6 separate regions of the Mus musculus genome follow, and regions 2, 3, 4, 5 and 6 are each linked to region 1. A link is a loop called in an ENCODE intact Hi-C map of the cell type or tissue named here. Cell type or tissue: gastrocnemius. All regions are shown on one strand.

Region 1 (5,000 bases):
TTGCCAGTTCTGTCTTGGCAGGAGAGTCTAGGTTCCTGGGATGACCGGTCGGAGCCTCTCTGATTACAGCGATGATAGTTGCTCTGGGTGGGCAGGGAGTGTACAGCAGGATGCCGTAGCCCGTGCTTAGCCGCAGCCCCATCGGAGAGTCCTCTCAGTCTGCTATGGTAGAGATCAGATTTTCTTTTCCAGACCTTGGGAGAAAGCGCTTTCACCTCCTCACCACAGACACTCTCGACTGTGGACTCAGGACACTAAGCCAGAAAGGTGACGATTTCCTTCTTGAACCCGGCCTGCATCAGCAGCTCAGACCCAGGGCTCCGGGTCCTTTGCTCTATGTCCAGTGCTCTTTTTGCTCCCTCACACACTTAGCGATGGCAGTGTTCTTAGTATACTCAAAGAGCTTTGTAATGAATTAGAGCAGCCATTCCCAACCTTCCTAGTGCTGCGGTCCTTTAATACAGTTTCTTAAGTTGTGGCGAACCATCCCCCCCACCCCCAACCATAACATTATTCTTGCTGCTGCTGTTATGAATCGTAATGAAACATTTGATCTGCAGTACATCTGATATGTGATTCCCGAGAAAGGGCCATCATATTCCAAGGGATCGGGACCCACAGCGTGAGAAGCCCTGAACTAGAGATCCGCCTAAACTGAGAAACAACCTAGCACCTATCCCAGCCCATCAATGTTGTATATGGCAACAGATTCAAAAGCCCAGACTAAAACATACTCACCATCCATGTTACCAGCTCTCACCATGGGGCAGCAATGTGGATTTAGTAAGCATAGCCCACGGGCACTCATTTTGAAGACACTAGGAGAACTTCAAAGCCAGGTTTGTTCTTCTGCCTCTGGTGACATTTTTAAAATTTCAGCACTGTTTTTTTTTTTAATTGATTCTTTGTGAATTTCATATCATGCACCTCAGTCCTGCACATCTCCTGTCCCCTCCCTCCCTCCAACCTCCACCCTTCCCCAACAAAGAAAAATAAGTCCCCACTATGGAAGCTGTAGTGTGCCATCGTGTGTCCTTTTGTCCACACTTCTTTGCTTGCAAGTGCTCATTGCATTGACTTTGTTGGTCTGGTACGAGTCAGGCCTCTGGCTTCTGCTATGCTAACGATGCTAGAACCTTACTGAGACTCCTCTAGGGTAGACTGTTGTCACCCCGTGTGTCATGGAGACCCTGTAGTTTTGGATCTGCAGGACTGGCTTCTTCACGTACTCCAGCAGTTCATTGATGGGATAGACGTGGGGTGGGCTAACTCAAAGCCCTGGATCTGGGCCTGAGAGGTGTCTGAGCTGCTCAGCCCACCAGCTCTCCAGTTCTTGTGGCCTTTGGATTGGCTCGCCAGCAACCCCCTCTCCCAGGGCTAGCTCTCCTGGCTGACCAGGTGAGGTACAAGGCTGGCTTTCCCCTACTGATGACAGGGGGCGGGGCGGGGGCGGAACATCTCTCCCTTGCCCATGTCACTGCACAGCAGATGAGTGTCAGGGCCAGCTCTCTCATGCTCTGACCCTCAGGGCCAGCTTGCCTGAGCCCCGGCCACCAGGCTCAACGCTACTGTTTCTCATTAGTGCATAGTAGGTGGTAGTTTTGAGTGTGATCCTCCAGGTGCCTCTGGGTCTCCTCCCAGAAGCACAGTAACATGGCCATTCTGAAGATCTGAAGTATGAGTGGCTATGCAATTTGCTTAAGACACCTGGAGGGGTATAGCTCTGTCAGTAGAGTGCTTAGCTAACATATCTGAAGCCCTGGGTTTGACCTTCAATACCACACAAACCAGCACGGTGGGACATGCTGTAATCCCAGCACATGGGAGGTGAATTCAAAGCTCAAGACCATCCCTCTACTACATAGCAAGCTCTGGGCTAGCCTTGGGTAAATGAGATTCCCATCTCAAAAAGAAAAGAACGTGTGTAAGGGCAGTCAGGGAAGTGGGAGAAGACTCAGTAGATAAAAGGGGAGTATCTGAGTCGTTCTCCAGTACTCACGTAAAAGAGACAGATAAATATAAAACAAACAAACAAACAAACAAACAAACCTTAGTTCGATGACCTTCTATGCCTTTCAAGGTCGGTCCTTATATTTGCTTTAGGAACCTGACAAGACTGACTAGCCATCTCTAGCATTCAGATAGGTGGAACTTCATTGTGCTGAAGTTATGTTTGAGCACCCTCTGCTGGACAAATCAGGTAAGTACAGGATTTTTTTTTTTTTTTTTGGTCTTGTGCCTTTTAAATTCATGCTCCGAAGAAGAGAAGATTTTTATCTCGAATCTACACTAAAAGAAGTCTCCTCTTTAAACAGATGCTCTATGACTACCAACAATGTACCAGTGGTATTCGTCTCTTGCAGATCTGGAAGAAAATGAAATTTAGGTACATACAGTCACGAACAGATACCTAGATGACACATTTAAAACCCTCAAACACAGTGGAGATGAGACCAGCATAATATTAAGCTCTTCTCCCTCACAAACACCTGTGCTACCCACACTCACAGGCAAAAAAAATATACACAACTGCCAGACTGCAATGCCTCCCAATTTATTGGCCAAATCTAGATTCTGCTAGCCCTGTATATTCACTCAGAAAGCCAGGCTTCAGACACACCATGAGTGATGAGAAATCCATTTCATCAGCAGAGGCATCTTGCCTATCTTCAGGAAGCCTACAGACTTCCAGGGAAGCAGGGGGGAAATCAAGACGTGTCTGACTATGAGCTGGGGTAAGGGAAGCCTCCGTGTGAAGATGTGACCTAGTTAGGACAGCTGCCGGAAAGCAGGACTGGCAAGCTTGGTGGTTTGTACACCGGGCCTTGGGAGACTTGGGACACAAACACGAGGTCTTCTGAGGATGTTTGTGAGTTGCTGGGTTACACAAAAAGATTCTAGCTCAACAAGCAAAGAAGCGAAGGGGAGGGAAGGGGAGGAAAGGGAGGAGAAGAAAGGAAGTGGGAAGAGAAAATGGGGCCAAGAAAAGCCCCAAACATCCCATAAGCACCCAGAACAGTGTCCCCACCGCGAACCAACCGGGAACCAAAGTGTTCACACCAGATGAGCTCGTGGAAGGGCTTTTTGCCAATTGTTCATGGGTCCCCAGTGATGATGGAATATTGCGACTTACGTTTCAACCGTTTAAAAATTTACTGTTATTATTTATGCATTTCAGTGTTTTGTCTGTTACACGCTCTGTAACTCCAGTTGCAGAAAATGTAAAACTTTTCTGCCCCCTCCCCCTCCGGCAACCGGGCACAGACATTTACGGGAGGCTGTGGCTACTTTAGGAGGTAGAGCCTAAATGGAGAAACTGGGTTGTTGGGACAATAGACATTGAGGTTTACAGCCCAACCCCACTGCCTGCCCCTCTCTCCCTTTTCCACCAAGATGTGAGCGAGCAGTCTCCTTCCTGCTGCTGCAGCTGCAAGCTGCTCCTGCCGCCCATGCCTTCTCTACTGCCATGCCTTCCCTACCACAAGGGCCAGAACTCTCACACTGAAAGCCAGAATAAATCCTTCCTCTCTTCGGTTGGTTGTTGTCAGGTAATTGGTCCCAACCATGGTAAAGCTTAGTGGAAAAGAAAAAAAAGGTAAAAATCTATTGTAGACTGAGTGCCCTGAATCAGAAAACACACAGTCCAGCTGCTCTGAAATCTAAGCATCATCGTGACACTACAAAGAGAAAACTCCATATCTGACCACACATGAGAATCTACTGATGAATACAACCATGGGTTTACTAAAAAAAGGTGTATAAAATGATCTTCAAGCTGCTCGTATAAGATAGGTATGAAGTGTAAATTGAATTTTGGGTCTGACCCCCTAACATATTTTCCTGCGTGAATACAAATTCCCTCAAGTCCAAATAACCCCACACTTGGGCGTTTCAGATAGGGGATACCCAATCTGTAAGCCGTTTACTGCCATAGAGAAGCTATGATGCAAGCAGAGCCTACTAACAACTTGGCCAAAACACTTCTAATAACAGAACTTCACATGGGTTTCCATGAGGTCAGAATGGAAGTAGGAGGATACATTGTTTGACGTCATGGTATCTGTCCAATTAAGGTCTGTGTGAGCCTTCCATCACCATAACAAAACACAGAACAGAATCAGCTTTTTAAGGGGGCTTATTTTGGATTATGGTTGCATAGGAAGATATATAGATAGGATCTCCATGCCAATATTTTTAATGGGTGCTGTCTCTATTGCTCTGGGCAGGAGAAGGCAGCAGCTGGCATCAATGGTGTGGTGAGGAGAGAATCAAGTTTCCTTCTCCAGTTCAAACAGACGAAAGTGAAGCGACATAGGCTCAAGGACAGGGTCACTGGGCTAGCGCCACACCATGGAGCCAAACCCCGAGCCTTCTAAATTGTGAGCTGGGCATGGTGGTTCACCCCAGGAATCGCAGCACTGAGGGATGAAGGCGAGAGAGTCACTGTGGGTGTGACATCAGTCTGGCCTGAAGTCTGAGACTGTTTTTTTAAAAAGAAAACATTTTTTTATGTCATATATTTAATTATATAAAGATTCTGTTGTTTTGTTGTTGTTGTTGTTAAAATTCAGCCAGGAAATTTCCATCTGTCTGGTGTTAATTGGTTGTTTTTCAGCACTAATTGGGAAATGATATATTTTTATTGTTTTATAAATAGAGTAAAACCCCTCAGAAACTGCTGGGGAAATTTAAACAAGGAAAGCAATTCTATGTCCTTGCTTGACACCAGTTTGTCCCAGAGGTGACACAACTGTGTAGTTTTTGAAAACACTGGGCATTTATATATATATGAGACAAAACCCCACTGTATAGCCCTGGCTAACTCGAAACTCACTATGTAAATCAGGCTGGGCTTTGACACACAGAGCTCTGCCTTTGCCTACTCAGTGTTGGGATTTAACACCCACACCACCATAGCCAGCCTTCTCTCCAAGGGGCAAATTTCTTTCTGAAGCAACTTCCTCATTTATTAACAGTATTGCTTCCAGACCCCGTGTGTG
Region 2 (5,000 bases), 400 kb before region 1:
TTCTAGGTTAACCTCAACCATGTAGCGAAGTTAAAGCCAGCCTGAGATACAGGATGACTTCCAGTCTCAAACAGAAACCAAAAACCCTTTGACGTTGGTGATTCAGAGAGGAAGGTCTCGGGTTCTGGACCTCGGAGATTAGAAAAGGACTTAGGGCGGATTTTTCCTTTGACAGGACGTGATTAAAAACTGGCCTTGCATTCCAGCTAACTTGACAGAAGTGCAAGGACACGCTAACTACGAAATAACAGACAGATGGAGGGCCTGACAGACAGAACCTAAGATTCTGAGTCTTGTGCTTGGAAATAAGGTGGACTAACTCTGGAGTCTATAAAAAGAAATCTGTTTACCTGAGATAATGAAGGGACGTAGAGGGCCCACATAAATGTGACTTATTATGTAACCAGCTGCCCTCTAAAGGGTGTCTGAATCCACCTACTCACCCAGGCTCCAGAATCAGTCTTTGAACCTATTTACCAAATCCTGATAAGATCAGCCCACATTGAGTGTTATCAACTCTGTGTTTCAAAGTACAAATATGTTACAGGTCTCTGAAAAGCACACATGTTACCTTTTGGCTAAGGCTGATGTCTGGGAATAGAGAGTGCAGAGAAAAGCAGATCTTGTGACTCTCGGACAGCCACATGGCTGTTGAATCTGTTCCTTAGTTTAGTGACTCTCACTCACTGTTGAATGTGTTGCTGGTTGCATGCTAGTCAGAGCTAGGCACGCCTGTAGGATTTCACCTTCTGTGCGACAAATAAAAGAGAAGGAATTTGTTCCAGTGGCTGCTCTCAGAAGTTCCTCTATGCGCCCAGACAGTATTGTCTTTCCCTATAAAATATTGTGACAGAGAAGACACCCCCAAGTCTGTTCTTATTTCTGTCCGTGGGATGGACTTTTGGATAACATTCGGCTTCTCTGAACAATGGGAGAGTGAACATTTCAACATTGGTGTTCAAATAGCATGAAAACAAGGTCATTTTTATTCGAGCGTGTCTAGGACACTGAGGTGTGGGTGTATGTTATATTTGTTTGTTTGTTTGTTTGTTTGTTTTCTCCCTTCTTCCTTTCTGCAGTGTGGGAGCTGGAATCCAGAGCCTTGACTTGCTAGGCAAGAACACAGCCCCTGAGCTATGTGCCTAGCCAAGGCTTTTGCTGCATCTCCACAGGAAATAGCCTGACTGATGGTCCCTGACCCCGAGGGAACCATCTGTCCATCATTTTCTCTCCTGGATGCTCAGCCCTCCCTGCCAGTACTTGGCAAAGACTCCCCACTGGCAGCCAAACTTGGGATCTGGCTTGCTTTTCTTTCTCCTGTGTTTTCTTTTTCTTTCTTTCTTTCTTTCTTTTTGTTTGTTTGTTAGTTTGTTTATCAAGACAGTGTTTCTCTATATAGGCTTGGTTATTCTAGAACTTGCTCCAGGCTGGCCTTGAACTCATGGAGATCTACCAGCCTATGCCAGTTTCTTCTTTTTCTCCTCTTCTACTTCTTTCCTTTCCTTCTTCTTCTTCTCCTCGTCCTCCTTCTATTTATTTATTCATTCATTTATTTATTTATTCATTCATTCATTCATTCATTCATTCATTTGTTTATTTAATGTATATGAGTACATTATAACTATCTTCAGACACACCAGAAGAGGGCATCAGATCCCACTACAGATGGTTGTGAGCCACCATGACCTCTGGAAGAGCAGTCAGTGCTCTTAACTGTTGAGCCATCTCTCCAGCCCTCTTTCTTCTTCTCCTCTTCTTCCTCCTCCTTTTCCTCCTCCTTCTTTTTCTTCTTCTGGTACGTGTTGCCCTTCTTAGATAATAACTTAGTTAACCACCACTTGCCTTATGAAAGCGCTCAGGCAGCATTTTGGATAGCTTTGCTGGAGGGCAGAGCTGACTACACCAGTCAGGTGGGGGATTGGACACCCCAAAAGGTCACATGGAGACACTTCTTTTAAGTCTTCCAAAGCTTGCTCTCTTCCCACTGCTCACAGTGATTGGGAATAAAATGCTAAGACAATATGTGTTAGGGTCCAGGAGTCTTCCTACAAACCAAACAAACACCCATCACAGTCAGGGATGGGTTATTGAACACACAACCTAAGACTGACCCATCAGAATTCGGGGGCTGGCTGGGCAGTAGTGGAGCACGCCTTTAATCCCAGCACTTGGGAGGCAGAGGCAAGCAGATCTCTGAGTTCGAGGCCAGCCTGATCTACAGAGTGAGTGCCAGGACAGCCAGGGCTATAAAGAGAAACCCTGTCTCAAAAACGCACACACACATACACACACACACACACACACACACACACACACACACACACAAACAAAAAACAAAACAAAAAACAAAAAAAAAAAGAGGAAAGAAGGATTGGGGCTCAGCCATAGAATGTTTGTGTAGCACATGAAAGCCTTGGGCTCTAAATCTGTATTGCAAAGGAACACACTGAGCTATTCTGTATATGGCCACTAGAGGGCAGCACGACATCATGACAAGTTCTGGGTCACATGGGGGTTGGGGGGCGGTCCACCAGGATATTTGAGTTCTATTATTTTTCCAACCAATTAAAAGTATTAAATCATTCTAAGGTTTAAAAGCTGTGTAAAAATATTCATCAATCCAGGCTGGGCCCCCAGCCTTAATTGTTGCCCCTAGTTGTCTTAGTTAGGGTTTCTATTGCTGGGATTGCTGTGAGGTAGTCGGCAGAAAAACTTGCTCAGACCCAGTTCAGCCAATAAAAAGTCTTAGCGGCCTGTGACTACACTGAGTGTTTGGGATCCCAGTGTGGCAGTGAGCTCTCTCGGGGTGAGCTTTTAAGCACAAATACCATATTCTGGGTTCCCATATTTCAATTAACAAGAATAATTAGCCAGAAGTGGAAGTGCAGAAGCTAAAAGACAAAGTTGGTACATTTTGAGATGAGTGGCCATATCCCAGAAGTATATGGACATTGATAGATTAGGCCAATGGTTTTGTTTGGCAGGTAAGGCTGTGTATGCGCTGCGTTTACAGCCTAAATGATACTTCCATCATGGAGTCAGTTGTGCTAAGTCCTGGGCCCTGTTACATGATGACCAAAAAGAACTTGGGTTGGGAAGCGTTTATTTCAGCTTACACCTCTCAGGTCACAGTCTGTCACTGAGGGAAGTTAGAATAGGAACTCAAAGCAGGAACCTAAAGGCTAACTTCCCTCAGTGTTCCTCCCGGCTTCCTCATTCTACTCTGACCACCTATCTACCCAGAGTAGGTGCTCACCCACAGTGAGCTAGGCACCCCTACAGTAGTCATTAACCAAGAAGATGTACCACAGGCCAATCTTGGAGGGGCATTTCCCCCAACTGTAGTTTTCTCTCAAATGAGTCTAGATATGTCAAGACGACAAGCAAAAAGAACTAACCAGGACATCTGATATAGAGTAAGAGAGAGGCTCAGCCTAACTCACCCCTTTGTGTCTCCCATAAGCAAGATGCTAAAAACACAGTGATCAACAGACAGATTCAGTGTTCCGGGAGCTTATTAAAGCAAACACAGAGTTATAGCGAAGACGGGATCCCATTAGGTGGAAGGGCTTCCAGCCTAGACTTGGGGACGCAGGAAAGAGTCATCAGGGATCCCGTGTCACTCCAGGATCTACAAAGTAAGAAGGACCTCTTTAAGACAGAGGAGGGAGTATTTCAGCTTGGAGGCCTGTGGAATCAGATAAGTCGAATTTCCTTGCTGGGAGAGGTGGTATGTCTTCATAGTCCCCTCTACCATGGTGGATAAATGAGAAGGTCCAGGAGTTTTAAGCCAGCCTGACCAGTACAATGAGATACCATCCCAAAAAGCAAGGAAAGTCTAGTATGGCATATTTCTATATTCTAAGCACTGGGGAAACTGAGGCATGAGAGTCAGGAATTCAAGGCCAGCTTTAGGAATGTATTGAGTTTAAGGCCAGCATCTGCTATATGACAAAACTGTCTCAAACAAACAAACAAAAAGAAAGGAACGAAATAGACAGTGGTAGTAACAGACACCATTAATCCCAGCATTGGGAAAAAGAGGCAGCTGGATCTTTGAGTTGGAGGCAAACCTGATCTACTGAGTTCTAGGATAGCTGGGGCTACACAGAAAAACTCTCTCTTGGGGGGAGGGAGGGAGGAGGAGATAAGGAAAAAGAGATGACAGGCAGAAGGAAGGAGAGAGGGAAGGAACATTCAGGTTTAATACTCCACGGTATCATTCGCCCATTGTTAGACAACAGACCAGTTGGTTTGCTTTTGAGTTTCAACTTCCCAGTCTACAAAATGGGTATGCAGTCAACACCTCGATGGCTGTCAGTGAGACAACAGAAACAAACTTGCTACAGAATATTGGTCACCGTGGAATAAGGCATGATAGGTCAAACCAAGTAGATTATTATATCTCCAAGAAAGGGAAAGAACAGAGTGGACTACTCTAAGTCTCAAAATTTAATAAGGAAAAAAATTTTAATATGGAATTTTATATGATGACAGATGTAAGGTTATAATTGTTATAGCAAACTGTATATTCATTTGAATTTTATTTAAGGTATATATGCATATACAACTCATTTAAAAATGTAATGTAAAGTCCTACTCTCTTGAAAGCTACCATCATAAACTGTTAAGGGTAATTAAAGTTAGTTAGTTAGTTAGTTAGTTAGTTAGTTAGTAATCAGTCAACTTATATTAGATATCTACCCAGCTGAGACCTAAGCTTTGAAACATTGAATGGTCTCTGTGTCTTTATTTTTGGCTGGCGAGTCACGAAGGTCACTTTGGTGTTTGCTTTCTAAGTGGGAAGCGTGCTCACAGATTATATTAGTCTCACCCCACCTAAGCTGTCTACCCTGAGTTGGCAGCTGAGTCTGATTCTCATGGTCTTCACGCAGCACTGACTTCGAGGGAAGTGTCCCCCTGTTCTCTGTCAGTGAGATCATTGTCTCGGGCATCTCTCCAATGTCCTTACTCCCTTCCCTGTGAGATAAGAACCACAG
Region 3 (5,000 bases), 450 kb before region 1:
TCATAGGTATGTCCTGCAGTTCTGGACTGTAGTTCATTGCAGAATCTGGTTGACAACTGAGAATAGTCAACATGGGGTCTATCCCTGACTTATGGATTTAAGATACCACCGCGCATATATTAAGATGGCTTCTATTAAAAACATCTAAAACAGAGAACAATAAGGAGGAAACAGGTGGATCTGAGAGCTCCCTGGCTGGCCTGCCTTGTTGAAACAGTGAGCTTCAGGTTCAGTGGATGCATTAGCTACTTTTCTGTTGCTGAAATAAACACTGTGAGAGGCCACCTTACAGAAGCATTCGTTTATTTTGAGCTCATGTCTGTCTTAGTTCGGGTTTCCCTGCTGTGAACAGACACCATAACAAAGGCAAGTCTTGTAAGGACAACATTTAAGTGGGGCTGGCTTACAGGTTCAGAGGTTCAGTCCAGTATCAACAAGACAGGAGCATGGCAGCATCCAGGTAGGCATAGTCCAAGAGGAGCTGATAATTCTACATCTTCACCCAAAGGAAGCTAGGAGCAGTTTATCCAGGCTGCTAGGAGGAGGGTCTCAAAGCCCACCCACAAAGTGACACACTTCTTCCAAGGCCACACCTACTCCAACAAGGCCACGCCTCCTAATAGTGCCACTCCCTGTATCAAGCTCATTCACCACATTCAAATCACCACATTCTACTTCCTGGCCCCTAAAACCTTGTTCAAACACGTGAGTCTACAGGGGCCATACCTAAACATAGCATAATACTAAATACATTTAGTCCAACTTCAAAATTGAAATCAGGTATCAGAGGAAACAAACTAGAAATGGCACAAAGCTTTGAACTCTCGATGCCCAACCGCAGTAATACACTTCCTCCAGCAAAACCACACCTCCTAAGCCTCCCCAAACAGTACCAGCAACTGGGGACCAGGTATTCAAACACTGGAGACTATGAGGGACATCTCAATCAAACTGCCACAGTGAAAGGTCCAGTTTGAAGGCAGTATGGCAAAGAATGGCAGATGACAATAGGATCTCTGTTGAAGTCTCTTCATACACACTTGCATACGCGCACACACACACACACACACACACACACACACACACACACACACACATACTGTCACATGTGTAGGCTTAGTTTTTTTAAAAACCTAGTTTTAATAAGGGTTTTTAAAAGTTTTAGTATCCCTATTAGTCCACCACCCACCAGAGGAAAGGAAACGTTAATAAAGCGAAGGAGGATGTGGACCTGTTTAGAAATATATTTTAGATCAAATCCAATCTGTGTTGTCAGGATATCAGTTGTTTAGTTCACATGAATCAGTAGTGGCAGCCCAATCTATTTGTAAATACCGTTTATGAACCAGCAACGGCAGGCTGATCCAGAAGAAATTGCAAGGCTTGCCGGAACACCACCAGAAGTTTTTCAGTATGTTTCCCTCTATGAAGTCACAACAAATGATAACTAACAAAGAATGATAAGGCATACCAATAGCACCCAGCATCATCAGCTCAAGACCAGCATCAGCAAAGCCCAACGATGACCAACAAAGAATGGCAAGGTGTACCAATGCCACCCAGCATCGTCCACTGTCTGTTGGGCTATGTTTATATCCTTTCCAAACATCACGTGTTCTCTCAAGCATCCACTCTAGGAAAATATCACGTGCCGTTTTTCCAGGCTGCCCCCAGAAAAACACCATGTGTCTGTTCTTAGTAAAACATCTTCCCATGTGTGTGCTTCAGCAAAAACACCCTCTCGTAAGACAGTCTTCAGAATAGCATCACCTGACACAACTGAGTCTCTAAAGAAACCAGAAATTGCCACTTCACACACCCACACACACACTCACATGCTTTCCAAACATACATGCACAAGTAAATATATAAAGAAATGAACTCACAGAGCCATAATTGAAATCAAATGGAATACTAGCTGCCAGGAGCTGTGAGGGCAGGAAGGAGAGGTCAATGGGGACAAATTTTCGGCTCTGTCACATGAAGAGGTCTGTAGCAGTTACACAACCGTGTGAATGAACTTAACCATCACAGACCTGTACACCTAACACTAATTATGATGAAGACATTTCTGTTGTGTGTATTTTGCCATCACTTTCCCCACACGGATCTCTTTCACACTCCAAGTGTGCACAGCATTGTCCAGGCAATGTTAACTTTCCTGAGTCTGTCCTTAATGCATTCTGAAATGATTTTTGTCTTTGGGATTTTTCTTTCTGCTGTAGGATCCCACTGTGAGGTCTGTCTCCAGATCCAGCTCTCTGGCCCCTCCCTACCTTCCTAATGCTGTGATGAAAAGTCACCACACCCAGCTAGTCCGAGATATCTGACTGGTGGGGATATCTCTCAGATCACCTCTCACACTGTCCACCACCACAGCAGTACCCATGCTAGGTCACCAACGAGCCTTCCAGTAGCAGCGTCTGGGTTGCTCACATGGAATCCGGTGCTTTGCGTGCAGATGGAATGACTCACTGTGAAGGAGTTGAGCTTGGGCTCTAGCTGTAGGGCTTGCTGATTCTGACATATGCAAAGTCCACATTGTATCGGGGCATGAGATGGACCCCTATAGGTCTCCAGTGGGGGCCCACCCACAGTAACAAGGCATTGTCCTGGAGTGTGACTAGGCCTTCCTTCAGAAACAAGCAGCCAGGGTCTTCCTCTGATGTTTCTAAAGTATAGTTCTTAATGGGGTTCTGAAATGACTGCCCAACTGGTCAAACCCAAGTACTCAAATCCTTGTAATTCATAATTTAAGCAGCAGATGGCACCATATCACTGCTCTTTCTGCCTTTCTCGCTCCCTCCCTCCCCTTCCTCTTCTTCCTCCTCCCCTCTCCTCTTTCCCTCTCCCCACTTTCTCTTGCTCCCCTTCTCCCCTTTACCCCTTTACCCACTCCCTTTTTTTCCCATGAACCCACCTCCCCCCGCCCCACCCACACGTTATAAAGATCACTACCTATGCAATCCTGTGACATTAGGAGGAAATCTTTCACAAATGACATCTACTAAGGAAAAAAAAAAAAGAGCTGTTTTTGCAAAACAAAAGCATTAAGCAGTAATTGTCAAAACCAAACCTGTGCTTTTCCATTTAGACTGAGTAAGTTACCCAGTTGTGGGGAAAATATCTGAAGAGTTTGACAATGTCCTAACAGGCAGAAGGCTCTTCAGTTCAAGGCCAGACCCAGTCTTGAATCCTAGACATGTTATTGTCATATACAATATTTATGCTCAAAAACCCTACAATTGAGTTACAAGGTATGTGTCCTGGAGTGGGGGGGGGGGTCTCATAATGTTTAAGTGAGTTTATAATTTTGTGTTGGGTGACATTCCTGGGGTCTGTCTATCTTCAACAAATATTTGATGATAGTTTTACCTTTGCAAGTGAATGTATGAAAACACTTGCCAATTGTCCCTTCACAGGGAAAGAGGAGAGCCCTAAATAAAATAGAGTCCTGCCAAGATTCTTCGGTGGCCAGTTAACTAGCACCTTTGAGCGTACTTATTAAACAGTGAGGAAGAGATGCCTGGGTCCTTGTCCCCAAGGCTCCTGCATACATTTGTAGGATACATTTTTCGAACCAGGAATCCCAAAAGCACAGATATCCTCTCTCTCTCTCTCTCTCTCTCTCTCTCTCTGTCTGTCTCTCCCGCTCTCTCCCTCTCTCTTTCTCCCTCCTTCCCACCCTCTCCCTCTTACTTATTTTGATTTTATGCACATGAGTTTTACCTACATGTCTGTGTACCATCTGTATGCAGTTGCCATCAGAGACCAGGAAAGAGAACCATGGCTCTCAACATCCCTAATGCTTTAATACAGTTCCTCATGTTGTGGTATTCCCCAACCATAAAATTATTTTTATTGCAACGTCATAACTGTAATTTTGCCACTGTTAATGGGTAGTATAAATATCTGAAATTCAGATGGTCTTAGGAAACCCCGTGAAAGGGTCATTTGACACCCCCACCATGCCCCCACTGAACCAAGGGGTTGAGACCCACAAGTTGAGAGCTCCTTCCCTTGAACTATAGTTTCAGATGGTGGTAAGCTGCCATGTGGGTGGAAGGAATTGAATCCCCGCCCTCTGGAAGAGCAACCAGCTGAGCCATCTCTCCACCCCAGTGTAGACAACCCTTCAAGTGGATTGACCAGACAAGTACAGAAAGTATGAAGTATAAGGATAGACACTGCCACACTGCTCCAGTGCCCTCTCCAAAGCTGTTCACAGCACATGAGCACCGTGCCTCTCTAATGTCAGGCAGAGTAAGTACAACACTTTATAATCTTAACTTTACTTCCGAAATAGTCACCTTGATGTCATTTTGTTCTCACTTTGCCCATCACAGTGATGTGTCTACATTAGTTTATAAGTCTTGTTGCTTTAGTCAGCCACCCACTCCTATCTCTTGCTTACCTTTCCATTGGATTAGCGTCTGTGTTTAGAGCCATGTTAGTGGTTTTATCGTTTTCATTGCCTTGTCCAGCACACCTTGGTCCTGGAAACCTAACTGGGGCACTACTGGAATGAAGAAAAGACACACACAGAGAGACACAAACACACAGAGGCACACATACATGCACACAGATACATCAAAAAACCTAAGAACCTTAGACAGTTCACTATATACACACAGAGGGAGGGGCTAGCTCCTCTCCATGGAAAGACTCAATGGGGAACTGTCTCAGGCTGTAAATGTCTGGGAAGAGGAAGCTGCTATTGAAGTTATCTGTGTGCTCAGTCAACATCTACCTTGGACCAGGAGAAGGCTTTGCCAAATCCCTGAACTTGACCTGGGGAAGCCTTTGATAGTTCCCACATGCCTCAGGGTTCCTGTCAATAACATATAAGCACTCAGGACCACATTGACTCCCCCAAGTGACTTATAAATAACTGTCTTATTATCACATCTAGTCTTCATGTTACAAACATTTGATACCAGTCCCTAAGATTAGAGACTGTGCCTTTCATTGTTCAGAAAGTTCTGAGCTAAGCCCTCTTC
Region 4 (5,000 bases), 150 kb before region 1:
CTGTCATCCAGAGTTTGAACATTAATTCTATCAAGCAGTTACTTTGTGTGTAAAACACTGCAGCAATGTACTAAAGACAGCCATGCTTAGCTGCATGCCGTAACAACTTATTCCTAAAGCCAAGATTTCTTTACACGTCCATCTATCCTTAGGTTACATCCCACAGAAAATGTGCTGTAGCAGTCTGTTTTCAAAAGTGACTTCCATTTTGTTTTGACTTATATACTTGAGGCTAGGTACATTTGTTTCAATTTGTATTCAGTTTTAGTGCTTCAAGCCCATGCATGTGGCTGAACAAACAGGACAGAATGTTTGGAACGAAATTCTACAGGAAGAACACCAGCAAGCTTCGGTATGGGGAGACTTAGAACCCCAGAAGTGTTAATTCTCCTAAGCTGATCCAGAGCCAGCAGATCCCCATGGAACCCCGGAAGGGGATTCCCCAACAATTTAATAAACCAAATCTTATTGATAACCAGATCTGGTTAGTATGCTTCTGTAATCCCAGAACTCTGGAGGCTGACCCAGGAGGGTCTTGAGTTCAGGGCTAGCCTGGGCTACATAGTGAGTTCAAGGACAGCTTGAAGTATAAAGTGAGATCCTGCAGAATACCAGCGGGGGAGGGTTAAGAAGGAGAAGTTGGTGACTATGATCAATGCACACATGGATGTCATCGTCAAAGTGCAAACGAACAATAAAGTCAACCACCAGCTTAATAAACAGCCCACTTTGAATACTTAAATGAAAGGCCTGAGAAGGGCTAAGATGCTCCAGGAAGAAAGAAAGAAAGAAAGAAAGAAAGAAAGAAAGAAAGAAAGAAAGAAAGAAAGAAAGAAAGAAAGAAAGAAAGAAAGAAAGGAAGGAAGGAAGGAAGGAAGGAAGAAATGAACCATCATCACGTGATCTGCAATAACCCATTGAACTTGTCTTCCTCTCAGTACAATGATCTTTAATTACATCCTTAATTACAGTTGCCAGGGAGACCAAGATAGTAAGAGCTCAAGGTAAAAGACTGCCTGGAACTCACTCTGAAGCCACTACAGTCTACACCCCACCCTCTTATGGCTTTTGATTTTGAGACACGTATGATGTTGGTTGCCACAAAGCTGGCAACCACCCAGTGCAGACATGAAAATGCTCATCCACGGACACATCTTTGAAGTATAATATGGAATGGGTTGGAAAGCTTTTTAATTTTTATTTTTAGAATGGACTGGATGTAGCCCAGGCTAGCCTTGAACTCACAGTATAGAAGGCTGAACTGCCGCTGATCTTCCGGCCCCTGAGAACCCAGTTTGGAAAGGGGAAGTGCTAATTTCCACTAAGTCTTTCTGAGGTGCACTTTATGGGCACATCGCCCATTGCCTTTGGTAGTACAGCTGTGAGAATAGGTGATGGAGCAACTGTTTAGCCATGGCACTGAGGAAGCAGAAAGGGAGGGACTGGGAGGGGGAGGGGACAGAGGGAGAGACAGACAGACAGAAGCAGAAACAGAGAGAGAGAGAGAGAGCAAGCAAGTGCTAACTTCCTTTCACAACACTTTTCCTTCTAAAGTTTCCACTGCCTCCCACTAGTGACACACACTGGGTTCTGAATCTGTGCAGGCGCGTGCGTGTGCGTGTGCGCGTGCGCGCGTGTACACACACACACACACACACACACACGGCCACACCTGGCATTTGATGTGGATTCTAAGGATTCCTGGAGCTTTAACTGCAAGCGCCCTCTCCCTGAGCTGTCGCCTCAGCAAAGGCCCAAACCTTTGAGAAACGCCGAAGACCCAAACTAGTACTTGATCGCAATTTTTCTAATGGACTACTCACTCCAAACTCGCACCATCTTATCTAGGGGAGAATGTTCATCCCAATTACAACTACGTAGAATACCAAGGTTATTGTTTTTCCCTTTAATTTTTGTTTAAGCTACATATTCTTGCCACAGTTGGAAGATGTCAGTTTTAAGAAAACTGAGCAGTCTTATTTACATGCTATATCATAAATAGCCACAAGGTGACACTGTTCAACAATCTCCCCTCTCTCCCTCCATCCCTCCCTCCCTCCCTTTCTTCCTTTCTTTTTAAATTTGTTTCTCTTTCTTTCATCTTTCCTTTTATCTGTCTTTCTATCTATTTTTCTTTCTTTGGGAAAGTTATACAAATTCATTTGTGGAGTTTTGCTGTTTTTAATTTCTGTTTTGATTTACTGAATACTTCATATATGAGTATACTATGTTACATATCTCTCCTTCCTCAAATTACTGTCTTGTTCTCCCCAAAACCTCTCTTGAATTTATGATATCATTTTCTATAATTATTCTTGTTATATATATTTTGATATAGTGTCTCACTCTGTAACTCAGGCTGGGCTGGAGCTCACCGAACAGTCCAGGATGGCCTCAAATCACAGCGATCTATCTGCCTTAGCTTCCAGAGTGCTAGGATTACAGGTGTGAGCCACCATGCCTGGTTAGGTATTTGATTTTGTTCCTTCTTTAATTGAAAATGGATTTCTTCTTTCACATAATATCCCCTGATTACAGTCCCTTCTTCCCAGTTCCTCCCCACTTCCTTCCATCGGGATCCACTTCCTTTCTGTCTCTCACTAGTAAACAAACAGGGCTCTAAGGGATAATAATAAAACAAGGTAAAATAAAATCAAACACAGTAAGATAAACTAAACACTAACACATTGGAATTGGACAAAACAAAGAAACACGAGGAAAAGAACCTGAGAAGCCACAAAAATCTGAAAACCACTCAGGAATCCCACAAAACCACTAACCCGGAAGCCATAATGTTTATGCAGAGGACCTGGTGCAGACCGGTGCAGGCCCTGTGCGAGCTGCATCAGTCTCTGTGCGTTCACGTGAGCTTTGCTTGGATGATTTAGACGGTCTTGTTTTCTAGGTGTCCTCCATGCCCTCTGACTTTTTAGACTCTCTCTCTGCCTCCTCTTCTGCAGGATTCCCAGAGACCTGGAAAAGAGAGATTTTGTGAAGACATCCTGTTTAGGGGAAAGGGTTCCGAGGTCTCTCACTCTATGCATATTGTCTGGCTGTGGGTCTCCGTCTACTGCAGGAGGGAGCTTCTCTGATGACGGCTGAGCAAGGCACTGATCTGAGCATGGCAGAATGTCATCAGAAGTCATTTTATTGACGTTTCCTTTTAATAGATCAGTAGTATTCTGGTTACCCTAAGTCCCTGTGCTATCAAGTCTAAGTTCTTGGCAACCCAAGCAGTGTCCAGTATGGGTTTCATCCAGTGGAGTGGTCCTTAAGTCAAACCAGAGCTTGTGGTTACTCCCACAAACATTGAACCACTATGGCACTAGTCTGTCTTGCAGCCATGTCCTCACCAGCATGAGCCGTCACATGTGTGACTGACCTGAGGCATTTTGACAGGGGTAAGGTGAAATCTCACAGTGCTTTTCATTTGCATCTCCCTGATGGCTAAGGATGTTGAACATTTCTGTAAGGGTTTCTTGGCCCTTTGAGTTTCTTCTTTTGAGAATTCTGTTTAGATATGAGCTCCCTTTTTTTAAATGGGTCATTTGGTTCTTTGATGTCTAGTTTCTTGAGTTCTTTGTATTTCCTTGGATATTAGTCCTTTATCAAATGGGTAGTAGGTCAAACTCTTTTCCCACTCTGTAGGCTGTCGCTTTGTCCTATTGACAATATACCCTGTCACACGGAAGCTTTTTAGTTTCATGAGGTCCCATTCATTATTTGTTGACCTTAGTGACTGTGCTAACGATGCTCTGTTCAGAAACTCTTGGACGGTGCCACTGAGTCCCAGGCTATTCCCCACTTTCTCTTCTATCAGGTTCAGAGTATCTGGTTTCACGTTGAAGTCTTTGATCCATTTGGGGTTGCGTTTTGTACAGGGTGGTAAGTATGAATCTACTTGGATTCTTCTACGTGCAGACATCTAGTTTGACCAGCACAATTTGTTTAAGATGCTTCTGTATAAAAAAATCAGGTGTCCTTAGGTGTATGCATTTATGTCTGGGTCTTTAGTTTCATTCCATTGATCAACATGTCTGTCTTTGAGCTAATAACATGCTGTTTTATTTATTATTATAGCTCTACATTAAATCTTGGAATTGGGGATTTTCAGCAGTCCTCTTATTATTCAGGACTGTTTTAGACATCCATTATGTGTATGTGTGTGTGTGTGTGTGTTTCCAACCTCTTTTGATTGGTCAGTCAGTGATTATTTATTCCTTGTGGTTTCTAGAGTGTGGTTAGCCTCTTTAGGCTAGAGTTTTCTTGCTACCGCCTTTCTGAAGGCCTGGATTTGTCGATAGGTATTAAATTTGTTTTTTTTTTTTGTTGTTGTTGTTGTTTTTAAATCATGGAATGTCTTATACTTTCATGTTTTATGATTGAAAGTTTTGCTGGGTCTAGAAGTCTGAGATGGTATCTGTGGTCTCTTAGAGTAGTCCAACTGTCTGGGCCCTGCTGGCTATTGGAGTCTCCATTGAAAAGTCAAGTGTAACTCTGCATTTATATGTTACTTAGTCACTTTCCCTTGCAGCTTTTAACCTTCTTTCTTTGTCCTGTACGTTTAGTGTTTTAATTCTTACGTGAGGAGGAGATTATTAATTATTCTTTTCTAGTCCTGTCTATGTGGTGCTCTGTATGCTTCTTGTACCTTGATGGTCGTCTCCTTTTTTGGGTTATGACAATTTCTTCTATGATTTTTTTTTTGAAAATATTTTCTGTGCCTTTGACCTGGACCTCATCTTCCTATTACATTTCTATTATTCTTTAATTTGGTCTTTTCATAGTGTCCCAGATTTCCTGGATGTTTTGTGCCAGGAGTTTTTGGATTTAGCATCTTCTCTGGCTAAGGAACCCATTTCTTCTATTGAGTTTTCAGTGGCTGAGATGATCTCTTCCGTTTCCTATATTCTTTTGGTGAAGCTTGCCTCTGAGGTTCCTGTTGAATTTTCTCTCAGTTTGGGTTTTCTTTACTGGTTCTATTTTCATTTTCAGGTCTT
Region 5 (5,000 bases), 92 kb before region 1:
CCCACTTGACCCCACTTCTTCCTATACATGCACAGGGGTGCGTTTTCATCACAGACAATAGGCAAGGCAGAGATTTGTGGTAAAAGGACATCCAACAACAGTCAAAGAGACTGAATGGAAAGGCCAGAGGAAGGGAAGGAGCAAGGTGCAGGAGAGAGTCTTGGCTGGCTCCTTTCGTTTGTTTTGAGTTCTATTTTAAGCATCTTATAGATGATAAGGTGTTCTACAGATCTACTAGTTCTCAAGGTCCTACAAGGAGGATGAGAGAGGAGGGCGTATGGACAACTTAGGAAGAAGGCTTTTCTGTAATGTCACTTGACAAAATGGCCCCATGTGTGCTCAGTTGGCCTTTACTTACGAGGATCATTGAATCAGCACATTCCCACATCCCCAAACTGAATGAGATGTCTTTGGTGTGGAGGACTGGAGTCTACACCAGAGGAAGCCACAACTCCTGGAGTAGGAAGCTCCTGTAAGAAAAGGGTGGGGATTGGAGACTCCTTAGTGGGCACTCACTGCAGACTCACATTGAGAGAGCCACATGCCAGGGAAGTGTAAATGTAAAGTCACTCCAGGCCTTAGAGCAACTTAAACTGGAAGAATCTGGATGCCAGGTTTTTTTTTCTTTTCTTTTCTCTTTTCTCTTTTTTCTTTCTTTTCTTCTCTTTCTTCTTTCTTTCTTTCTTTCTTCCCCTTTCCCCCTCCCCTTCATCCTCTCCTCCCCTCCTCCTCCCCTCCCTTTCTCGTCCTCTTCTCCTCCCCTTCTCCTTCCCTCTCTCCTTGCCTCCCCCTTGCCTCCTCCCCATCTCCCTTCCCTCCCCTCCCTCTTCCTCCATCCTCCTCCTTCCCCCCTCTTCCTCCATATTTTGTTATAGGTCATCAACAGGCTAGGTCACTGATAAAGAAACAGAGTCTATTTAGCTCTGGAGGCTGGAGTCTCCTTTGACCTTGTCCTGACATCTGGCCAGCTGTAGCTGCCTGTGGCCACACTAACTGGGTTTCTGAGTGGGAGGCCAGAGCTGTATGGAAGGAAACAGAGAGAGAAATAATGGAGGCCAAGACATGTTTCTGTTCAAGGCCCCCAAGTTTACTAAGAGTCTGTGCTTATAAAGGGAGGAGGCCCAATCCCCGCCAATTCATTCTTGGTGCCTGTTGCCAGCCTATAGGTGGATCTGCTGGATGCTGTCTGCTGGATGCTGTCTCTGGAATATCTCCCCGGCCTCTCAGCAGTAAGCAGTGTCTTGGAGAAGAGCAGGGGCAGGTGACAAAACAATAGAGCCATCTAAGTTGGAAAGTTCCACCCCAGGTGGTCTCATTCTCAGTGGCAGCAAGGTCAAAGCCAGCCTACTCAAGGCTAGGGGAGGCTACACCCAGCCTCTGAATGCCTCGACTCAGAAGCAGTCTTACAGCACCTCCCCGCACCAAAAAAAAAAAAAAAACACCCCAGCTCTCACAGCTACTGAACTGTGGGTATGGTTTCTAAGATGCAAAGATTGAAGAGTGCATTCACGCCATGACAGTTGACAAAAGACCACGGGAGAGTGGCTGAACAAACAGAGCTGATTCTAGAAGGTGGTAGTTGGGGGAGGGGGTAACATGCAAAAGAATGTAGCAGATACACAGCTCCTCTAATCAACTCGCTGTGGGGTCAGTTTTAGAACTGTTTTTTTGTTTTGTTTTGTTTTAAAGGCCCCCTCATTTCAGACTTCTGTTTTGGTAAAACTCTTCTCTGGCCTTGAAAAAGAAGATGGTGAGATTCCTGGTCGCTGTGAAAGAGAAGCAGGTATGCAGGGATGTGGCAGAATTCTGACTCTAACTTCTCTGTAGAAGCATGGGGATGCCTTGGAAGAAGTCTTTCACACCCTGAGCTGGTCACCTAATAGCATCCTATGAAGACCTGATCATAACCTTGAAGCTCCTTCTCATTCTGCCGATGTCCCTCTTTGGGACATCTGGAAGCGGCCAAGAAGAACAGAGGCTGGGGGTTGTCAGGAGATGCAATTCGTCAATGCCCATCCCTACTGGAACAAGGCAGCTTCTCTTGAATTTCAATTTCAAGTGCTTAGCTTTGGATTTGAGAGTCGAGGCACAACCTCACTACCAGCTCTTACCACTAGGTGGCGGTGTACTAGAGCCATGTTTGCTTGGAGAGTAAGGACACAATGCCCGCTTGGCTCATGGAGGTTACTGGGTTTTGTTCCTTTCTTACTGAATATAGAGGATGCGGAAGAATCCACACTCCTGCCAGAGCTCGTGGATGCTGAAGCTGACCGATGCTTAATAACTCGCTGCTTTAATGTCCAGACGGTGCCTGGTGTGAGTAAAGGGAGCCTGGAGGTTGGTATTGAAGGAAGATAAAATATTGTAACTTGTAAGTTGTTTAGGAGCCCACTGCCCTGGCCTGAGACTGAGAACAAAGCAGAACAGCCCCCAGGCATGCCAGGGCAGGATTGTTGTTAAGGCATTCCTAAGAACATCTTGACTGTAAAGATAAAAAGGTATGCAAGGACCAGCAGGGCTATATTATCTAAGTCAACACCATCTGGCCAGAACCTCCCCTCTGTCTATTGCCCCTTGGTGCCGGGTAAAGTCATACATCAACTGGTTGCTATGTGAACAAAGATAAGCCCCCAGCCCACAGGAACAAAGTCCTAATGCCCTGTGTTCTTTCTGTTAATGTTTGAATAAGCCAATAGTGTGTTGCTATGCTGGATTCCACACCCCTAAGCCCCTTACCCCATAAAAACCCCTGGCTTTCGAGCCTCGTGGCTGACATCCGTTATCTCCTGTGTGGGATACATGTTGGTCCGGAGCTCCGTAATTAAACGTCCTCATGTAATTATATCAAGATGGTAGTCAGTTCATGATTCTTGGGTGCACGCCGAATCGGGAGTTGAGTGGGGGTTTCCCCACTAGGTTCTATCAGTATTTGTGGCCTTCAGGATAGACAAGCACACATCTCCTCTCCTGAATGCTAGCCCAGTTTTCTCTTCCACGGCTGTGGGCCAATAATCTGTCGTCTTCAGATTGAGTTCATGTCCCAAGTTGATGTATTCTCTCTGTTCACTGAACATGTCTCTCCCACGAAATGCCTGTCTAGACTGCTCTCCGTCGTGTTCCCTCATTTGGTATCTGGAGGAAGATATCTGCAAATTAATGTAGGGATGGAGCCTGAGGGTCAGATGTGGTTTCTCTCTCTTGCTGGGGAACATGTGGATACATTGACTAATACTGCTGCTCTCAGGGCTTTGTGTCAATCAGTGGAGGTGGCTTAGGGTTTCTATTGCTGTCAAGAACTCCTATGGGCAAAGCAGCTTGCGGAGGAAAAGGTCTATTTATGATTACTCTTTTATACCACTGTTTGCCACTGAAGGAAGTCACGACAGGAACTAACGCAGGGCAGGAACCTGGAGCCAGGAGCTGATGCAGAGGCCATGGAAAGGCACTGCTTACTAGCTTGCTCAGAATGCTTTCATATAGAACCTAGGACCATCAGCCCAGGGGTGGCCCCATCCAGCATGGACTGGGCCCTCCCCCAACAATCACTAATTAAGAGAACGCACAACAGACTTGCCTACAGTCTAATCTTATGGGAGGCATTTTTCTCAATTGAGGTTCCCTCTTCCCTGATGACTCTAGCTTATGTTGAGTTGACATAAAACTATCCAGCTCACCGGGTGACACATAGCTCTTAGGTCTGGCTTTCTTAGGATTTTGAAAAGGGCGCTCAGTTATCAACTGGCTGGGGTGAGAAGGGCTGGCATGTTATTTCACAGCAGGATGGCGGTGGGTAATGACGATGCTGGCAAAAAGGGTTTGGGATGTTCTCACTATAAAGCAATAATAAAGTGCCAAACATGTGTTTGGCTTGACTTATCAGACTTTTCACAATACAGACATGAAGCAAAGTCCGACATGTTACATCATCCATGTGCACTTTAATATGCACGTTTAAAAATTAAACAATATGAGAGCCTCTGTGTGGCTTAGACATTCCATTTCTTGTTTCCTTATGTGAACGCACGGAGTCGGGCTTTTACATCTAACAGTCGGAGCTGAGTCTTTCAGATAAGTTGTCACCTTTTGATGTCACCATTTAGGAATCTTGGGAAGTTGAACCATGGTCCCTAGTGCTGATGTTCCTGGAAACATTCTCATAGCACTTCCTATGGAACTGATACATACCATGGCCATCTTTGATCACGACAAGTCCTTGCTTGTGATTTGGAAGTGAAAGTTTTGGAACAACAGAGTCATTGGGACATAACAAGTTGTGTGTGGTTGTGTTTCAGAGGCAGAGTGGTTCTCAAAAACTGGACGCTGAGGCTTCCCTGTTACCATAGTAACAACAACAACAACTACTACTACTACTTCTTCTTCCTCCTCCTCCTCTTCCTCCTCCTCCTCTTCTCTTCTCTTCTCTTCTCATCTCTCTCTCTCTCTTTTTTTTTTTTCAGATAACAAATACAGAAGAACGTTCACTTGAAAACTCAAAACAAGATGAACCAGAACAAGGTGCAGTGAGTTTCTCTACCATCTCTGAATGGTCCAGTTAAATGTTTGCCCAAGGTGCTTATCATTACTTTATTTTTAACTAGTTACTTCAGAATATGATTATCCTTTGGATATGCAAGAACCATCAATTCAAAACCAGGCTTCTGACTTAAATAATATAAAGTAAGTGACTTTCCTTTTTAACATATTTTTTTAATTGGCATAGTAACTGCACACATTGATACTTCCAAGGTCTCAGCCGACAGCAGAATGCATTGTACGTCATCAAGACGGCCAGTCTCAGAAATGCTGTCTGTATGTCACGTTCATGACAGAATGGAAGCGACAGTAGTCTCACAATCACTTGGTAGCTTCTTATAGGGTCCCTACCCTCTGGTCCATTTCTTCCAATCTTCTGTATTTTTCAAGATGTCTGTTAGCATAGGTCCACAAAGAGAATGTGCACAGATGTTTACAGCAGCTTCGTTTAAGAAAACCATCAAATG
Region 6 (5,000 bases), 100 kb before region 1:
TAAGGCAGGTAGGCGAGGGCAGACTAGGCTGGTGGGTAGTGGAACCTAGGCTAAGCCTGGTAGATCGTGGGAAAGGCATGGATGAGAAGGTCAGGGCTACTCGCCAAGTTTGACTCTGGAAGTTTGGGTATGAAGGTGGTTGATGGAAGCAGGTCAAATGGTCCTACGTGGAGGGAGATGTGGGTAGGGTGGGTCCCAGTGGGAGCATAGAGTTGGCTGCACAGCAGTAGGCATCAGTGGGGCTGGGAATGTGAGACCCCGTAGAAGCCTAGAGTTTGGTTGCCATGGGACCCTAACTAGATACGGTGAGTTTCATGGAAAGTTTGAGGTGATGGGGAAATTTGCCAGGGTAGACCTTGGAGGAAGATGTGGATGTCTGGCATTTTCAATGTGGCCTCTGTAGCTAGAACTCAGGTACTCAAGCTTGCTAGCTATGCTCTTTAGTGCTTAAGCTATCTCCCCCAATCTATTAGACTTCTTTATTCTTTAAAAGGAGAGATTTTTGCCAACTGTGGTGATGTAACGCCCCACCAACCCAGTCACTCAGGCAGAGACAAGGCCAGCTTGGGCTTAAATAGTGAAATGGTCTCAAAACAGTAAGGAATATGGATGCAACCCGAATGAAGCTCCTGATACTCCCCCCGCCCCCCCCAACCCCAGCCAGCCAAACGGTCAAGTGATTTTCAGACATTAAGAAAAAATAAACAGCGTGTGTTTTAGTATTTGGTCAGCACACCAGAATGGATGGATACACACTAGAGAAGATTACAGTGTAGCAGTGATGTAAACTATAAGAGGTTGCTTTCATCATGTCTCTAAACTAAGCCTATTTAGTTGAAAATTGCATCAAGTTTGTCATAGGGGAGGCACAGAACAGAACCAAAGGTCTCAGCTTCATCAGGTGTCAAGTTGGATGTAAAATGTGTACCCCATGGGCTGGTGATTGGTGAAAAGAGAACAATTAGAAATGGCTCATGCCTGTAGAGTGGAGGCAGGAGGATTGCTATGAATTCAAGGTTAGCCTGATCAGTAAGACTTTGATTTGGAAAAAGAAAAAAAAAAAAAAAGAAAGAAAGAAAAGAAAAAAAGAAAAAGGAAAAAGAAAAATCTCTCTACTAAAAGTCCAAGAAAACCCTAAAAACCACAAATTTCAGAAATAGATCATTCAATGGACCCTCATATTTTAGGAAGTTAAATTCACTTCATGAAAGGGAAGGTAGAACCTCAAAAATACAGAAATTTCTAGCTTTTAAAGAAATGCATATCAGGCTAGCCAGTGGTGCACACGCCTTTAATCTCTGCACTGGAGGCAGCGGCAGGCAGATCTTTGAATCCGAGGCCAACCTGGTCTATAAAATGAGTTCTAGGACAGCCAGGGCTACACAGAGAAACCCTGTCTTGAAAAACAAACAAACAAACAAACAAACAAACAAAAATGCATATGGGCTCTATGGTTAAGAGCACAGGCTGTTCTTTTAGAGGACTTGGGTTCAATTTCTGGTACCCACATGGTGGTTCAGAGTGTTTGTAACTTTAGTTCGAGGTATCGACACCCTGACATAGACATACATACAGGAAAAACAACAGTGCATATAAAATTATTTTTAAAAAACATTTAAAATGCTTATCGGTCATTAATGTGCAAACTTAAAGAAAATTTCCGTTAAAAGGCATTACACATTGTGGAGATTCTGATACTGATTTCTAAAATATATTTGATGAGGGTTTACCTCTGGCTGCTCATCTCAGTAAAACGTAATTTATGTCAATATTTCAGGAAAGAATTGGCAAGGACGATCTTGACTGTGGGCGGTAAGTATTTAGAATTTTAAATGCATAGAATATTGGGCAGTAGGAGATGTGTGATGATGCTGGAAGTGTGAGGAATAAGTTATGTCCTGTTTGATGTTAGGAAATTACATTTTTTTTAACTGCCAAGAGATTCTGGCCTGCTGAAAATCCTAATAGCCAACAGACACATATTGGCCAGCTTTGTCACATTTTAATATATTGGCACATGTGCTTCATCTAAAATTCTTTTAAGTATAAAAGACGTCAGATTCATGAATAAAGCCCTCTATGTCTATATCCCTACTTCCTGCCTTTGACTCAGAGACCTTTTTATTCCCGAACATAATCTTTATACTTTTAATCCTCATATTAACTCCATGATTTATTTTTATAGATTTTAAAAACAGTAGTCTGTGACTACAACCTCGTCAGTCCATCTGATTACACCCTGTTTTTGCCTTTACAGTTATTTGAGGTTTGGGCTGTGGCTGTAGAGTGCTTGCTTAACATGCACAAATCCCTGGGTTTGAGCCCTAACGCCCCTAAACCTGGTGTGGGGATGTGAGTCCATTCTCCCGGCACTTGGAAGATGGAGGGAGGAGAATCAGGAGTTCATGGTTATTCTTGGCTGTAGAGTGAATTTGAGTCTATCCTGAGCTACAATAAGACACTGCTTTTTATATATCATAACTTTAATGAGATTTTATTTTTTTGTTGTCAAAATATTTTTAAGGCTATTTGATTTGAATTTTTACTGTGCCTTACATATAAAATCTAAAAATATATGTTAGATCTATATTATACATATATTTTTTTCACAGTACTAACTAAGGATTGATCTCAGCACCTTGTATGTAGTAGGCAAACATTCTACTAACAAAACAATATTCACAACCCTTGGAAGTAGTATCTTAAAGATGCTATCTATGAAACCTATTCAGATTTCCCCCCTGGCAATCCTCAAGTAGACTTTGGATGGCCATAATGGCTCTGAATGTGTCTTGTTGCATTAGCTCTAGACCAAATTCTGACTTTAAACATACCTTGTTTTCTGTTGCTCTGCACCCAGAATTCACCCAGGTCTTCTGTGTTTTGAATCTCTAGACTATAGCCAGCAGGTGGCGCTCTCTGAGGCACTGTGTCGAATGTCTGTGGGAAGGCAGAGGAATGACCTTGCCATGCAGTGGTTTGAGAATACCGCCCTGGCTGAAGCTTTCAAAAAAATTAAGAATCGGGAATTTGAGACGGTGAGAATTCTGGTCATCGGTTCAGTCAGCATTTACTGAGGATCCTTTCAGACTCTCCTGGGTTTTTGGCACAGGAGATTTAATTTTCTTAAAGATGAAAAGATTTTTTTAAGTTCGTTCGTTCTCTCTCTCTCTCTCTCTCTCTCTCTCTCTCTCTCTCTCTCTCTCTCTCTCTCTGTGTGTGTGTGTGTGTGTGTGTGTGTGTAAGAATATGTGTGTGAGTGCGGGTTTGTTGGGTATTCTGCATTCCCGGGATGTGGAGTTGGCAGTTGTGAGCTGCCAGACACAGGTGCGGGGAACCACACTAGGGCTATCTGTAAAAGCAGTTTATGTCCCTAACTGCTGAGCCATCTCTCTGGCCCCTCGCTGTTTAAAATACCAGATTGCAATCCTTAACGTTTGTTTTACCCTCATCAGTGACAGCACATAAGCAAAATACTTGTGTGACACGTGAGGAGATACAGCCAGGGCTCTTCAGAGCGAATCAATCCAGGAGGCAAACTGTGTATTTGATGGGTTCAGGCAAGGAAAACATTGAGGAGCAGGCAGAGATTTTGAACGGCCCCCGAAGAGTAGGGATGCAATTGAAGAATAAAGAGAATTACAGCCATGAAGGGGGACTTTGTGGCCATGGTAGACGGCTGGCATTGGTAATTGCACTCGAGTGGTGAGACTGTAGAGTGACCTTGCTGTGTGCCATCCAGCTGCCACCGTGTGAAGTTGCAGAGATTTTCAGTGGTTGGTAGGTAGGTTGTTTTTTTACAATAAGCTCTCTATGATTGTTCTCAAAGGGCACAAGACTAGCTCTTGGCTTTGTTGTGTATCTGCCTCCCTCCTGCAATTGCTAATGCATTTCCTTTATTTTTTTCCAAAGACTCTGAAGTCAGCATTAGAGTCTCAGGAAAAGGTGAAATTCATATTGCTGTGCTCATTTTAATGAAGCCTTCTAATCAACACCGTTGTGTAATCAGGATTATCACATGATTTACATTGTACTAAATATGAACCTTTATATTGTGAGTCTTAGACTCTAGGACTATCATATGTTCTAAGATGAAAAGTCATGATTCCAGGGACTTTTTGGACTTGAGTTTTACCTCAACTTAGAATCCAACTTAGGTGATGGTTGCATAAACTTAGATAAAGTCATGAACTGGTGAAGTCTTATGATCTCATCTGCAAAGTGTGAATAAATCCTACCTTAAAATGAGTAGTTTCTTGGGTAGGGTAACCATTGCTGTTACAAAACACCATGAACAAAAGCGTCTTGGGCAAGAAAGGGAGGGTTTGTTTGGCTTTTATGTTCTAAATTATAACCCATTGATGGAAGCCAAGGCAGGAATCCAAACTAGGCAGGAACCTGGAGGCAGAAGGTGACACAGAGACCATGGAGGGATGCTGCTTACTGGCTTGCCCCTCATGGCTCACTCTGCAGATCTTCTTATAGCGCCTAGTTCCACCCAAAATGGGGTGGGTCCTCCCACATCAATAACTAATTAAGAAAATGCGTGTAGGCTTGCCTATAAAATATATAGGGGGCATGTGGGAAAATGCATATGGAGCTTCTTAAGAGGGAACTGAGCCTGGGAGCAAATTGTGAATTTGATGGCTTTTATAGAGGCAATTTTCCCAATTGAGGTTCCCTCACCTAAGATGACTCCAGCTTATGTCAACTTCACATAAAACTAGCTAGCACGCTGGGTGGTGGTGGCACATGCCTTTAATTCCAGCACTTGGGAGGCAGAGGCAGATGGATTTCTGAGTTCGAGGCCAGCCTGGTCTACAAAGTGAGTTCCAGGACAGCCAGGGCTACACAGAGAAACCCTGTCTCGAAAAACCAAAAAAAAAAAAAAAAAAAAAAACTAGCTAGCACAAGGGAGATTGGGTGGGGGGGAGGGAGGGAGAGGGAGAGAGTGAGAGACAGACAGACAGACAGACACCAGAGCACCTGGGATGTCATGG

What was found. A loop is a pair of places that touch in the nucleus more often than their neighbours do. Peaks named below come from ENCODE experiments on the same cell type or tissue, not always from the same donor. Only the 100,000 strongest peaks of a DNase experiment are listed, where the experiment ranks them.
Region 2: it touches region 1 in a loop (6-fold over the local background); 33 of 42 quality-filtered maps call a loop at or near these places.
Region 3: it touches region 1 in a loop (10-fold over the local background); 17 of 42 quality-filtered maps call a loop at or near these places.
Region 4: it touches region 1 in a loop (4-fold over the local background); 34 of 42 quality-filtered maps call a loop at or near these places.
Region 5: it touches region 1 in a loop (9-fold over the local background); 31 of 42 quality-filtered maps call a loop at or near these places.
Region 6: it touches region 1 in a loop (12-fold over the local background); 31 of 42 quality-filtered maps call a loop at or near these places.

What each region holds. Positions count from the first base shown.
Region 1 is chr13:41,236,778-41,241,777 of GRCm38, forward strand. Gm32063 (a long non-coding RNA gene) reads left to right here. Exons shown (of 6, transcript XR_003950654.1): 1 at 1-267; 2 at 754-1,398; 3 at 2,081-2,200; 4 at 2,316-2,386; 5 at 3,394-3,548; 6 at 4,227-5,000. Among named protein-coding and RNA genes, the nearest start is that of Gm32063, 3.2 kb to the left of the region's middle. In gastrocnemius, a CTCF peak has its summit at 2,179 (motif pointing left); no DNase peak of the experiment used is centred here; H3K4me3 peaks cover 439 bases; H3K27ac peaks cover 272 bases.
Region 2 is chr13:40,841,146-40,846,145 of GRCm38, forward strand. No RefSeq gene overlaps it. Among named protein-coding and RNA genes, the nearest start is that of Mir5124a, 22 kb to the right of the region's middle. In gastrocnemius, a CTCF peak has its summit at 2,461 (motif pointing right); DNase peaks (open chromatin) are centred at 1,227 and 2,474; H3K4me3 peaks cover 392 bases; H3K27ac peaks cover 372 bases.
Region 3 is chr13:40,781,809-40,786,808 of GRCm38, forward strand. No RefSeq gene overlaps it. Among named protein-coding and RNA genes, the nearest start is that of Tfap2a, 51 kb to the left of the region's middle. In gastrocnemius, a CTCF peak has its summit at 2,756 (motif pointing right); no DNase peak of the experiment used is centred here.
Region 4 is chr13:41,083,338-41,088,337 of GRCm38, forward strand. No RefSeq gene overlaps it. Among named protein-coding and RNA genes, the nearest start is that of Mak, 15 kb to the left of the region's middle. In gastrocnemius, a CTCF peak has its summit at 2,000 (motif pointing right); no DNase peak of the experiment used is centred here.
Region 5 is chr13:41,144,337-41,149,336 of GRCm38, forward strand. Sycp2l (synaptonemal complex protein 2-like) reads left to right here. Exons shown (of 29, transcript NM_001324525.1): 15 at 1,690-1,783; 16 at 2,219-2,337; 17 at 4,458-4,515; 18 at 4,599-4,677. Among named protein-coding and RNA genes, the nearest start is that of Sycp2l, 32 kb to the left of the region's middle. In gastrocnemius, a CTCF peak has its summit at 2,115 (motif pointing right); a DNase peak (open chromatin) is centred at 2,125.
Region 6 is chr13:41,132,177-41,137,176 of GRCm38, forward strand. It overlaps Sycp2l (synaptonemal complex protein 2-like), which reads left to right. Exons shown (of 29, transcript NM_001324525.1): 8 at 1,778-1,812; 9 at 2,896-3,038. Among named protein-coding and RNA genes, the nearest start is that of Sycp2l, 20 kb to the left of the region's middle. In gastrocnemius, a CTCF peak has its summit at 2,916 (motif pointing right); a DNase peak (open chromatin) is centred at 2,921.